Regions from separate parts of the Homo sapiens genome. Here region 2 is linked to region 1. Evidence: read pairs that join two places in POLR2A ChIA-PET (ENCODE). Cell type or tissue: IMR-90. All regions are shown on one strand. Links, peaks and the distances in the headings refer to the core of each region. The heading gives the core; the rest is flanking DNA.

What was found. ChIA-PET counts read pairs that join two places held together with the same protein. Peaks named below come from ENCODE experiments on the same cell type or tissue, not always from the same donor. Only the 100,000 strongest peaks of a DNase experiment are listed, where the experiment ranks them.
Region 2: POLR2A ChIA-PET joins it to region 1 with 8 read pairs; 3 of 35 experiments call an interaction of 5 or more read pairs at or near these places.

Annotation. Positions count from the first base shown.
Region 1 is chr1:220,955,297-220,959,693 of GRCh38, forward strand. No RefSeq gene overlaps it. Among named protein-coding and RNA genes, the nearest start is that of HLX-AS1, 77 kb to the left of the region's middle. In IMR-90, for the core only: no CTCF peak of the experiment used is centred there; a DNase peak (open chromatin) is centred at 2,125; H3K27ac peaks cover 153 bases.
Region 2 is chr1:220,820,917-220,825,313 of GRCh38, forward strand. It overlaps the pseudogene RNU6ATAC35P. Among named protein-coding and RNA genes, the nearest start is that of LINC01352, 6.1 kb to the right of the region's middle. In IMR-90, for the core only: no CTCF peak of the experiment used is centred there; no DNase peak of the experiment used is centred there; H3K27ac peaks cover 515 bases.

The DNA of each region.
Region 1 (4,397 bases), core at 311-4,310:
TTTCAGCTGTAGTAATTCATTTTTGGCTTCACATTTTTTCTTTATGTGTCTGTTTTGTGGCAGCTGGGGCCCCTGCAGCCTTTGATGGCTAATAACACAGTCCAGAGGTATGCAGTAAGTAATAGCAGACCGAGAGAGAACCTCCAGTGGGGAGCAGACAAGTACAAGATCACCCTTGACTCCCACCTGCTGAGGGTCCACCTGAGAATTGTAGCAGGCAGTTTCTGTGTTCTTGGGAAGAAGGTCTGTCCTTTCCAGGGGCGTGAATTCCACAGGAAGTTCTGGAAAACAGAGAAAGACTGAAGGAAGGGCAGTTTTGTAGAAATGACTGTTCTATGGGAGGAAGACACTGGGCTGAAGAGAAAAGGGGAGGTAGATGGGAAGCCATGTTCTTAAGAGCCTTGTAGACTAGGCCATGGGGTGAGTGGTGTAACAGTGTTAGGAAGGGTGGCCTGACGGACCCTCCCTGGAATCTCTGGGAGGTTAGGGGTTGATGGTGACGATGTTAGCAATGATATCACCATCACCACTGCCATCTCCATTGCTTATTGAGAATTCATATAGACCAGCTACTGTGATCAATGTTTTTATGTTCATGATCACATTTAATGCTTACATGGTTAAATGAATTGCCTAAAGTCACTAAACAGTGACAAAATCGCAGGTAAGGAAACATCTGGAACTCGAAATCATTTCTGACTGAGTCCACAACCCACATTTTGAACCACTATCATATAGAATTAATGTTTATTCTTTTTCTCTTCTTGATTGACCCTGACTTCCAAACAACAAGGTCTTGCTTTCTATCTGTAAAGCTCAGACCAAGCCCATCTTTCTGTGACCACCACATGTTAGCCTGTGATGTGGGCATTCCTCCCTTCTGGGAGTCCTGTACCAATCATTGTCCGTTTCAGTTATTTGGGGCACTCAGATGCTACATAGTATTACCCTTTAAAAAAAAGATAATGGAAAGGCAGAGTCAGAGAAAAAAGAGAGCAAGGAACCTGGAGTCCCAAGGACTGAATTTGGTTTCCAATTTAGACCCCTACTATTTTTAAAAACTCTGGCCTCCATTTCCACATGTATAAATCAGACATAACAGAAAAACCTACCTCATAGGGTTGCTATGAAATGAATGAGGAGGTTGTAGGGACAACCTTTTAAAACTAAAGAATGAGATACAGACACTGTTTGGTTATATATTGATGTTGGTTAAGCTAAAATGATGTATACCCTAAACCAAGTTTCATCCTCAGTCTTGGTTAGCTCCCACCCCCACTTCATGCCCTTCCATGCTTTCTGGATAACTATATTATAGTATCCCATACTATATTGTAACATGAATTGTGTAAACACAACTCATGTGTCATGTTTTTGCATCTCTGCCACCTAATGGTAATTGTCATGTGAATGAATATTTGTACATAAGAGAAACGTTTTGACTTTCTGAATGGTACAATAGGGCTAGCATAGCAGGGAGGGGGGACTTTCTAAACTTAGAATAGAAGAAAAAAGGGTTTTTTTTTTTTTTTTCTATTCTGGATGCTCTTTTACCAACTTACAGGCCAGGAACTGGAATAAGTCACCTAAGTTCCATTCCTGCTCTAGAATTTTATGAGGCCATGAAGTGTGTTGAGTAGCAAAACAGCTTAAAATATAAGAAATTCAACCCAAGTTATAAAATAGTCCCATTTGTATTTTACCAAAAGCTGGAACTATTTGTCCCTAGTTACTCATGTTTTATGTATTTTAAAAGATAAAACAGGGACAAAAACAAGTAGCAGCATCTGCTCTGCACATTTTTCTCTCTCTGACGTCCTCAGGATATTTTCTTCTCTGTTTTTTTTTTTTTTTTTTTTCAGATTACATACATCTGAGAATTAAAGGATAAATGCTTCATTTACTGCTAAATAGCTTTCTGGCCTGCCTGTGAATAAAGAGAGGTGGAAAAAATGAGAGAACAGGACCCTCAGCTTGTAGCCCTTGTGTTTCTGGTGGGGAACATGCAGAGAGCCAGCAGGCATGGGGACTAAGCTTCTTCCAAGCTAGACTTGTTGCATTCCAGCAACTTAGACACAATCACACCCACAGAAAACCGCCACAGTCCATGACTTGCTGTGTGTGCGTGTGTGTGTTAAAATGGGAGACTCATTCTTGAGCAATCTGAGAAGATGACTCAGGACAATAAGACACTGAACTAAGTGGCAGGACCATTTGGCTCAAAGAAACTAGAAAAGGGATCACTGAACAGGCTTAGAGAAACCAAGAGATTTGAAATGGCAGCTCCTTTTGATGAAACGTCCCACTGGCATGTTCAGGGTGTCATTGATTGGGGTGCTATTCCAGGCCTTTGATTATGTTCAGACCTTATCTGTGGTTTTTTTTTTTTTTTTTTTTTTTTGGTGATAAAGTCAATGTAAAATTTCTTCTGCCCCTGCTAGGTAGGGGTTATCATTGAGGGTCTACCAGGGTGAGTAGGAAAGCAGACAAGACCCTGCTCAGGATTCTGACCTGTGAGACTGTCTTTGGAGTGTGTTTTTGTCTATTTCACTCTGGCACCTCCCAACATGCTTCATGCTTTCCACTCTTAAAGCCTTTGTTTTGCTATTCCCAACTGGAATAATCTTCACAGTATTTCTCTCTATTAAGGCATACTCATTTGTTGGTATGAAACTAAAATACTATTCTTTCTTTGTCAGTTCAGGCTGCTAAAACAAAGTACATAGACTGGGTGGCTGATAAACAACACACATATATTTCTCTTGGTTCTGGAGGCTGGAAAGTCTGAAATCAAGGTGCCAGCATGGTCGTGTGCTGACGAGGATCCTTTTCTAGTTGCAGATGGTAGACTTCTTAGTGTCCTCACTTGGTGGAAAGAGGGTGAGAGAGCTGCTGGGTTTACTTTCACAAGGGCACTGGTCTCATGCTTGAGGGCCCCACCTTCGTGACCTAATTATCTCCCAAAGGATCCACCTCCTAATCACATTTTATTGGGGGTTAAGATTTTGACATATAAATTTTATGGGGACATAAATATTCAGGCCATTGTACACTTCCTCTGGAAGCTTTGCTGGAGCTCTCAGGCTGGAAGCTTTCTCTCCTCTGACCTTGCCCAGTACCTACAATCTCTATGATCCACTTGGCCTCACACATCTATGGCCTGGTGCCATTGGCATTTGTTTGCCAGATTTTCCTCTCCTCTTTGGTTCTAAGCCTTGGAGGGTAGTGTCTTGGGGTACCCTAAGGGTAGTCCTGGAGGGTAGGCATCTTATTCTTAACTCTTGACTGAATCTCACCTCAGTTTTATTCTTTATCATCTATCAGGTAGACTAACAGTAGTTTCTGCTAAAGTTTGAATGTATCCCCAAAGTTCATGTGTTAGAAACTCAATCCTCAATCCAACGGTGGAACTGTTGACTGAGAGGTGGGACTTTTAACAGATCATTAGGTCATAAGTGTTCTGCCCTCGTGAATGCCACTGTCATAGGAATGGGTTCCTGATATTTGTATTCCTGAAATATTGTATTTCTGAAATAGGGCAGGATGAGTTCTGCCCTATTTCCTCTCTTTCTTATGCACTCTTGTGCCCTTCTGCCTTTTGCTGTGGGATGATGCAGCAAGAAGACCTTCATCAGACTCGACCTCTTGATCTTGGACTTTGCAGACTCCAGAATGGTGAGCCAAATAAATTTCTGTTCATTATAAACAACCCAGTCTGTGGCATTGTGTGACAGCAGCACAAAATGGACTAAGACAATTTCCTAACTGGCTGTGTCTACCTCCAGTCTCCATGCCTGATCAATCCATGCACTGCACTGCCCCAAATAATTTTTCTATGATGCAGGTCTGATAATGACTTTCCCTTGTAAAGTACGTCAGTGGATTTTTGTTTAATTTTGGTAAAATTGTGACATATAAATCTCTCCTCAATTTGGCTTCTTCTAGCCTGTCTGGTCCCACTTCAATCCCTTCCTATCATCTAACTTTGCTGAATGACTTACTTTTTTCTGGGACATTCCATAATTTTTCTAATACCTTCGATTCAATCTCCCTGCCTGGAATGTCTTTCCCAGACTTGATTACCAGGAGAACTCCTATGACATATTTGAAGATTTTATTCAAATATTACTTCCTTGGGGAAGTCTTTTTCCTCTTAGCAAAGTTAATAATTGGCTTTGTACAGTATCATTTTATAAAACACATAGTATATGAAGATTACATGACAGGATACACATAAAGAGCTTAATGTAGCATCGGCACAAAGGTTGTCTATAAATACTGGCTATTATTATTTTCTCTTCTTTTTTTTTTTTAAGAATTATACTAGCAGGCGAAGAGAGAAAAGGTACCACTTAAATAAGGGAAGCATACTTTTGAGTGTGGATGAATCCAGAAAA
Region 2 (4,397 bases), core at 304-4,303, 130 kb before region 1:
CAACATAGTGAGACCCTATGTCTACAAAAAATGAAAGTATTAGCCAGGCATGGTGGCGCATGCCTTTAGCCCTAGCTACTTGGAAGGTTGAGGTGGGTGGATAGCTTGAGCCAAGGAGTTCACAGTTACAGCGAGCTATGATCACACCACTGCACTCCAGCCTGGGTGGTAGAGTGAGGCCCTGTCTTTAAAAGAATAAAAAAGGAGGTTATGGTGGTACATTTTATGTTACATATATTTTACCACAATTAAAAAATAACTTAAAATGGTACAACACTTCAGAGACTTGGAGTTGCGTTAATCCCAACTCTAAAGTCCCTTCCTGGAAAGGCATCCTAGGCTACTGCTGCTGAAAGAACACCGATCCCACGCAGCCCATTCAGAACTCTTCTTGCTGACACCAAAAAGAATAAGAAATTGCAATGTAATGTTTTTGAACTTGAGAGTGAGATGATTTAACTTCAGATTTTAATTTCTCATTTTGCCTTTTTTGGCCCTTAACTTGGAATTTAATTTTGGACTTCAGACTCCTTGGTAATTTGGTGTTAGAGGGGTTTATGTTCAAATCTAGAGCATCTTATTGTCATTTTATTGTTGAGGTACCTTTGTGATATCACTTGATTTTGCTGCACAGTCTCTGATAGGTTCTGTTGGGCAGTGTGATGTCTGGACATAATTTGAGATGGAAAATAGAAAAGGATCGACAATTTTTATCTTGACTACAGAAAGGCCTTGAAGAACACAATGTACTGTACTGGCCCATCTCAGAACCTTATGGGGCAAAAACACACAGTACCTTTCTAGAAAGATCTACATGGAAGTGACACTGGAGATGGGGGTAGGAGTTTATTCCCTCTCTGAAGATGCTATCCCTATAATATATATACCTATATATGACTGGGTATAATGTGTAAGCACAATGGGCTCAAAGAACAAAAAATTGAGGAATTTGGGGATACAGATAACTTAGCTACAATAAATGTGTTATAATCACACTCATCCCTCGTATGTCCAAATGAAGAGACATTCCTTAGTCTTGGCCCCTCTCTGCCTCCTCACACTCTCTTGTTTGGGGGAGATCTGATTGGTAAATTTGGAAGCAGTGAGTTTGAGCTCTGCTCTTTCTCCTTCTCTTTTCTACTTGGGCTCTTGCTGCCTTCAAGGTGCTAGGACCCTGGTCCCTTTGGTCCAAGTGGTGATTTTGGCAGAAAAGACCCTTCCCTAGTTGGGAGATACCTGTAGTTCTCCAGTTTTGTGCAAGGCTGGGGAGATAAATTCAATATTGGGATTCAGTATTATTGATAAAACCTAGGCTGGAGGATGTAGTTTAGGAATACAAAAGCAATGGAATTTCTATCAGAAAAAAAGCAGATATTTTGATCTCAAAACAAAACAAAACAAAACTAAAACCTGCAAACAAAACCCAGTGTACCTTGCATTTGTAAAGTGCCATGAAACCTGCAGTGCACCTTCATCCACTCTATATGATTAGATCTTGCTGATGACCCAGTGAGGTAGGATAGATGTGAAAGTCTTTTGTAAGCTGCTTACGTATCATCATTCTTCTTCTGAATGCATAACGCATGTCACTGAGCTTTGGGGAGGTTAACTAACTTGTCCACATTATAGGTGATGGGCTAGAGTTAGAACTCAAGGCTTGTGCCTTCTGGCAATGCTACAAAATAAGTTGGCAAGAATGAATTCAAAGTGTGGTAGTACCTTCATCCGGAAACTGGTTTGATCCTACAATCTTGTTTTAAAACAATTGCTTATGACTTACTGAAAGGACCTTTAAGACTGGTGTGTGTATTTGTATCACCTGTGAACCATGGGTAGATTCCTGTGTCAGATTCTCAGATATCCTGATTTAGTAGTTCTGCAATGGAACCTAGAAATTCTCATTTTTATAAAGACTCCAAGCTCTTCAAAACTTTTACTTGATTTTCTGTAGACCAAGTTTCCATCACTCCTACTCACCCCACATTAATGTTGACATTCTTCTTAGTGGTATGTAAAGAAATACTGGAGGAACAAATTCTGGCTTTCTGAGAAAAATGGAACCCATTAGACTACTTCATGGTTAAGCATGGATGTGCTCATTTTGAGTGATGGGGTCACACTGATCCAAACACACCTCCCCCAGCCCTCAGGGGACCACAGCCCCACTTTTGGATGCAGCAGAGGATCGTGTATGCCCTGAAAGGGAGTGAAGCTCTGAAGGCACCAAACCCACAACCTGAGCCTCCACGCAACAAAGTCAATGACCACATCATTAACGAATCCTGAATTTGTCAGCCAAGCAGAGGCAATGCTTGGGGCTTAACGATTGTCCACATATCATGTAACAAATGACCGTGTGTGCATGCATGTGTGGGGGAGTAAATGAGAAAGCATGTTTTGTAAGAAAATTTAATTTCCTTATAACAACCAACCAGTTTCTTTTAGTGAATCAACAGATAAGGGGGTCCCAAATACAGCATTAACGATTTTAAAAGCATGAGTGCCAATGGTATTTTCTTTCTTTTTCTTTCTCTTTCTTTCTTTTTCTCTTTCTCTCTCTCTGTCTCTCTCTCTTTCTTCTTTCTTTCTCTCTTCCTCTCTTCCTTTCCTTTCTTTCTTTTTAAAGAAAGGCAAGGTAAAGATTGGGAATGTTGATGAACGATGGCCCCATTCTCTAAGAGCTCAGTGAGAGTCTGTGTCAACTTGTTTTCCTCTCTTCCTCCCTCCTAGCCAAGCTTCAGAGGAAACTCTTTTCATGTGAAATGTAAGGGATGAATTTCAAGCTCCACTGAGAGCTTTAAAACCTTAAATTCTTGAAATAACCTGCCTCTCAGGAATCATAGGTCCCAAAGAATTGTAAAGCTTTCCCTTAAGCTGTGGAATGGCTCCATTGCTAACTATGATTACTTAAGTCTCAGAATAGAAGGATGTAATAAATCTGACAGTATTTGTTCTGGTTTGTGACTAAGCAAAACTGTATAATATTAAATCAGATGTTGTTATAAACATATGAAATGGCACATTTTTTTCCAACTTGGGGCATTGTGGCATGAAGCATCCCCCCAAAAATGTTTTTGCATTCTTGGATACCAGCTCTGGTTTCTGCTAGATTTCCTTCTTTCTGAGCATGGATGCTAAATAACAGTGCTTCTTTTTAGCCATCTGTATTTCCTGTGAGTTAGCAGGGCTGAGGAGACCTATTCTCATTTCTTTGTGTGCTTCTCTATGGGGTGGAACTGGAGACTCAGGCAGAGCGTGTGGATTTCTGTGTGTGTGTGTGTGTCTGTATGTGTGTCAGGTGGAGGAATGAATGGCATCCTAACACCCTGGAATGTTTGGGTTGGAAAGGCTCTTGGATACAAACTAGTTAACTCACCTCCTCATTACCCAGGTCATATTTTTAAGCTTAGGTCCAAATGTGTGGGAGAGAGAATGCTGGAAAGATCTGGAGGTTGGAAGGTTGGAAGGAGTTTTGAAATGGGAGGGAATTCAGCCATTGCTTTCACTCCTCTTCCCGCCTGAGTCCTCAACAAAAGGGACATTTCCCCTTCTTTTAAAGACTTCCTGATAAAAGGAGTCTTCATGGACACCCCCATAAGCATAAGGCAGCACAAGGGAGGGAGCTCCGGTGGTGGCGGAGTTGGGACACTCAGGCACATGGTTGCAGAGGCGCAAAGGTGTGACCGTTCTAGGTGTATCTTCCACAGGGCCCTCGTGGAAGGGACCAACTGCATCCCCTAAAACTGCCAGGGCAGCTTCCCATGATGCTGGGCTGAGTCCAGATTTCTAGATTTGGCTGGTGCAAGCTCCTGGTTTGCTAGAAAATTGCTGATGAAATAGGAGGGTTGTCAGGCCATGGGACAAATCTGCCGCTGTCCTCAGGGGTCACCCTGCCTGGCTTTGTGTGCTGACAGTCATGACCCTTTGGACGTCTGCATGTTTGTCTCTGGGTGAGTGGCTGTGTTGGCATTTAGTTTTCATTTGCTATATGATGAGCAAAGAACCACAAAGAAGTCCTAAACACACCTGGTGCTAAAAAGTGATTACCCTTGCCCTTGTTTTAGGACTTACAGCTACTTTTTCTTTCTGTAGCTTCCAAATATTTTATTTTTTATAATTAAGAAAGTAAATTTATATTAAATTTCTTTTCTGAGACAGAGTCTCGCTCTGTCACCCAGGCTGGAGTGCTATGGTGCAATCTCAGTTCACTGCAACCTCCGCCTCCAGGACTCAAGCCATCCTCCCACCTCAGCCTCATGAGTAGCTGGGACCCAGCTCTGCCTGGCTAAATTTTGTATTTTTTGTGGAGATGAGGTTTTTTATGTTGCGCAGGCTGTTCTTGAACTCCTGGGCTCAAGTGATCCACGTGTCTTGGCCTCCCAAAATGCTGTGGGATT